Regions from separate parts of the Homo sapiens genome. Here region 1 is linked to region 2. A link is an interaction called in ENCODE POLR2A ChIA-PET data of the cell type or tissue named here. Cell type or tissue: HepG2. All regions are shown on one strand.

Evidence for each region. Peaks named below come from ENCODE experiments on the same cell type or tissue, not always from the same donor. Only the 100,000 strongest peaks of a DNase experiment are listed, where the experiment ranks them.
Region 1: POLR2A ChIA-PET joins it to region 2 with 5 read pairs; 2 of 35 experiments call an interaction of 5 or more read pairs at or near these places.

The regions. Positions count from the first base shown.
Region 1 is chr17:13,599,486-13,601,985 of GRCh38, forward strand. It overlaps HS3ST3A1 (heparan sulfate-glucosamine 3-sulfotransferase 3A1), which reads right to left and starts at 2,444. Exons shown (of 2, transcript NM_006042.3): 1 at 1,046-2,444. The coding sequence starts at 1,644. RefSeq lists an enhancer at 1,398-2,018. In HepG2, no CTCF peak of the experiment used is centred here; no DNase peak of the experiment used is centred here; H3K4me3 peaks cover 573 bases; H3K27me3 peaks cover 1,658 bases.
Region 2 is chr17:13,651,445-13,653,944 of GRCh38, forward strand. No RefSeq gene overlaps it. Among named protein-coding and RNA genes, the nearest start is that of HS3ST3A1, 51 kb to the left of the region's middle. In HepG2, no CTCF peak of the experiment used is centred here; no DNase peak of the experiment used is centred here.

The DNA.
Region 1 (2,500 bases), 52 kb before region 2:
GTTTCAGTTAAAATAACAAAGAGAATGCATCTTTTATGAACAAGATAAACTTTATAAAATGGAAAATTCTAGCAACATAATTTTTACTGGTACTTTGAAGAAAGAAAAAAAAAGCCAATATATTATGGCAAACAAAATCCAGGCGACACTAGCTTTATTAGAATCTGGCTGATTTTATTATTAAAGGTGGTCTGAATTTGAAGAGACTGGCAAATTTAAGATTAAGATCTAAGCCAGACTTATTTCCTAAACTGTATTGGCAAAGTTGTGCCAATGTATTTTTCTCTCTGTTGTCTTCTTCTTTTAATTGGCTACCTTATTTGTAAAGAGGATTGAAGATCTTTAGAAAAGTTTCTGTCAGTCAAAAGACAAAAGTTACTTTTCCCTGCAAATATCAAAAGCACTTTACAAAACTCATTCCTTGCCCTCAAACAAAAGTTATTGCCAAGCGTCCTTTAAAATACAGTGCCTGGTTGCTTTCCCTTGCTCAGACAGACATATATTTTCCAAACTACCCAGATTCTCTGGTTCTTGACACTTTTACTAAGTCTCTATATTACTTCCCACCTAGGACAACTATCTGGCAAAAGGTCAAGGTAAATAAATACCTGATGGTAAAGACTGTGTTAACCACAAAGAACTTTCCAAAAGATAAAGAATGAAAACGGGCTTCCTTGGGAAGGAGAAGGCAATCTATTAATTGTTGAACAGGTTTCTAATTTAGAAGAGACTTTTTTTTTTTCCTTTAGTTAAATACATGAATACTTTCGCAGAGCAGGAGAAAGAGACCAGACTGGCTATTTGCTGGCAAGGGATTCCCAAGGATGAAAATTATGAAGGCCAGAATTTCCCTCCCACTCTCTCCTTCAACATCCACTTCCCAGGAAGGAGAAGGCGGAGAGGGAAGAAAGACCCTTGACGACCCTTCGCCTTCTGCATGAAGTGGGGAGGAGGGCGAACTGGGGGTCACCGAGGGCTCCTCCACGTCTTTCCCAGCCCAGGACCCCCGGATCCTTCAGCCCCAGCCCGGGCCCGCCCCGCTCACCGGTACCAGGCGAGGCCCTTGTCGTAGCTGCGGTCGAAGAAGTGGGGCTCGGCGCCCACGGCGCGCACGTCGGGGTGCACGCGCAGGAACTCCAGCAGCGCCCGCGTGCCGCCCTTCTTCACTCCGATGATGATGGCCTGCGGCAGCTGCTTGCTGCCTTCGTCCAGGAGCAGCGCCAGGGTCCCCGGCGGGGCCTCGGCCACGGTGCTTCCGGCCCCGGAGCCGCCCGGACCCCCTGACAGGCCAGGGGACTCTTCTTCCCAGGCCGCCTCCTCGCCGTCGTCGCGGGGCGCGGGCGGCCGGCGCCTCCGCCACTGCGGCAGTTGCAGGAGGCGCTTTCTCTGTGCCGCCGCCGGCCACACCGCCAGCTCCCTCGGGCCTCCGGCCAGGACGCCGCCACCAGGGGCCCCCGCCTCCTCGCCGCCGCCGGACAGCCCCACGACGGGGCCGGACAGGGTCTGGCAGCGCTCGGCCAGGCAGTAGAAGACGTAAAGGGACGTGAGCAGGGAGCAGAGCATCAGCAAGAACTTCCGGAAGATGCTGCGGGACAGCGGCTCGGCCGAGGTGGAGAGGGCACTGGCCGGGCCCGGAGGGGCCATCCTAGCCGGAGGCGACGTCGGGCAACGCGCCGGCCATGCTAGGCCTGGACCCCGACAGGTGCCAGAGCATCCCCCCGGCGGGCCAGCGCGCTGGACGGAGGCCACATCGCCGTGCGCCCCTGTGGCCGTGCGAACTGTCCCGGGAGGCAGCGGCCGGGGCTCCGCGGGGAAACGGAATCCCGGGGGCCCCGCGCAGGATCCCTGCCTCCAGTCGAGGGAGCGGGAAGGGGAACGCGGGTCCGTGCTTAAGAAACCATCGTCTTAGACTCGCCCAAGTCCTGAGCTTGGGGCAGCCTTGGCCCCTCGGTTCCCCGCAAGAGTCGCCGGAATCGGGGTCTTGGCAGCGGTGTCGAAGGCGTGCGTCTCAGCCCCGGCCCCGAGAGACTTCTCGGCGCGGATCTCCGCTCAGCGATCCTGCATCACTGGCTCGGTCCCCGTGAGGGCACGCGCGGCTGCCGGGCCTCTGCGCTCCGTGCGCTCCAGACAGTGGCGAGCGACAGTGACTTCCAGCCCCGGCTTTCTCTGGTCCCCTTGCCCGCCTGGGCGCGTTCTCTCCGCCCGAGTTCAGGTTCTCTCAGCCAAGGAGCGAGGTCCCCCCGAGTCCCTCTGCCCGAGCGGGAGACAGGAGGCCCGTGCAGAGCCGTCCACCCCTCTCCGTAGCGCCGGGTTGCTCCAAACTGCTCTTGGACCCCACCTGTGAGCCGCGTGGCTGGGCTGGGCTGGGCTGCGCGGGACCTGTCAGCGGCCCCCGCCACTCTGCTCGCAGGCGCTCACCGGCTGCCTCCTGGGCCGCCGCTGGCCGCCGCCACACGTGGGACGCCGAGGGCAGCAAACTTGCTGGTGACGTCAAAGGCCC
Region 2 (2,500 bases):
TATGTCTACCAAATGACATCCACAGAATGGATCATAGCAATTTTGTTAGCCAAAAACTGGAAATAATCCACCGGATAAATAACGTATAGTTTACTCAAATAATGGTAAATTGAACAGCACTAAAAAAGAAGCAACTAATGGCAGCAAAATGAATGCATCTCACATTCAAACTATTGAGTGTAAAAAAGCGAACAGACACAAAAGAGTTCATACTGTATCATTCTATATAAATAATGTTCAAGTATAAGCAAAATAATATAGGGTGATAAAAGTCAGAATAGTGGCTACCTTTGAGAGGGTTTGACTGGGAGGACCACCAGCCAGCTCTCTGGTGTGCTGTAATTGCACTATAATGAACTGGATGATGTAGCCAGGGGTGTCCAATCTTTTGGCTTCCCTGGGCCACATTGGAAGAAGAATTAGGCCACACACAAAATACACTAACACTATGGGAGGCCTATGTGAGCAGATCACGAGGTCAGGAGTTCAAGAACAACCTGGCCAGCATGGTGAAACCCTGTCTCTACCGAAAAAAAAAAAAAAAATACAAAAATTAGCTGGGCATGATGGCGCTTGCCTGTAGTCCCAGCTACTCGGGGGGCTGAGGCAGGAGAATTGCTTGAACTCAGGAGGTGGAAGTTGCAGTGAGCCAAGATTGTGCCACTGCACTCCAGCCTGGGTGACAAAGGGAGACTCCGTCTCAAAAAAAATACAAAAACAACAATGACAACAAAAAAACACACACTAACACTAACAATAACTGATGAGCTTAAAAACAAAAAGGTACATGCATAAATCTTATAATGTTTTAAGAAAGTTTATGAATTTGTGTTAGGCCTCATTCAAAGCCATCCTGGGCTGCATGCAGCCCAGGGACCACAGTTTGGATATGCTTGGCATAGTTGCTAAAAATGTATTGAGTGATACAGTTAACATTTGTGCGCTTTATCTAGCCAGGCTCTCTAGCTTTTGTTTTTGAAACACGTATGCAGTGGTTTGTAACACACATTGGGATTTTTCAAGGACAATTTTTAAAAATTACTGTTTGTTGGACAGGCGCGGTGGCTCATGCCTGTAATCCCAGCACTTTGGGAGGCCAAGGCAGATGGATCTCGAGGTCAGGAAATCGAGGCTATCCTGGCTAACACGGTGAAACCCCGTCTCTACTAAAAATACAAAAAAATTAGCCAGGCGTGGTGGCGGGCGCCTGTAGTCCCAGCTACTCGGGAGGCTGCGGCAGGAGAATGGTGTGAACCTGGGAGGCGGAGCTTGCAGTGAGCCGAGATCGCACCACCGCACTCCAGCCTGGGAGACAGAAAAAGACTCCGTCTCAAAAAAAAAAAAAAAAAAAAAAATTAGTTTGTTGGAACTTGTTCCAGATCAAGTAAATCAGAGAAAGACTGGGGAAGCTCACGTTTGTGATGCGGGAGAATTACTGTTGAAATAGAATAGAATATAAAAAGGATAATACAGTTATGCGTCTCTTAATGATGGGGATGCGTTCTGAGAAATGCGTTGTTAGGTCATTGTGTGTACCTTATAGAGTGCATTTACACAAACCCAGATGGCACAGTCTACAGCACACCTAGGTTATATAGAAAGGCCTATTTTTGCTCCTAGACTACAAATCTGTACAGCATGTTACTGCAGTGAATACTGGAGGCAATTGTAACACAATGGTAAGTATTTGTGTGTCTAAACGTAGAAAAGGTAGCATGAAAATACAGTATTGTAATCTCACCGGCCCCCCATCCCGGAAGTAGTCATTGTTGACTGAAACATCCTTAAGTAGCACGTGACTGTATATAAAATAGAATACACACACATACACGCACACATACTTTCTCTCTCTCTCTCCCCCACCCCCGTCCCCCCCTCTCTCTCTCTCTTCTCAGGTAGTTCTAATTCGCAGCCAGCATTGAAAACCAATGCCTCAGGGGAATTTCGGGTAGTTATGAGTGAGATAAATAATTCATGCACACTGGACAATTACCTTGGTTAACAACAGTAGAAAATGTGGGCCTTCCATCTACACCCTGCAATAACCTAAAAAAGGGTTCCCCTGGGTAGGAGGAGAAGAGCAGTAGTGGACAGCTCAGGTGAGACTTCAGAGAGGAAGCAGGTGGGGGCTGCTCCAGGAGTGCTTTGTGATCTGTGAGAAGTGACCCAGGCTTTGGACATTTACATTCTTGTGTATTTCCCTCCCACACCAAATCAGAGATGCTCCATGTGACCAATAGGGTAGGGCTGCCGGGACGGTGGGACTTCCAAGATTAATCATAAAGGGCATTGCAGCTTCCACCCGGGCTCTCTTGAAATGGCTGTCTCTGTGGCAAACTAGTGGCTGTGCCTTGAAGATGCTCAATAGTCCTGTGGACGAACTCAGATGCAGAGGAGCCAAGGCTTCCTCATCCATAGCACCCCATCCACGTTCTCCTCTGTACTGTGCTCTGTCAGCTTTCCATGGGCCTCACTGTGCCCCTTGGCACACCTGGAGGTA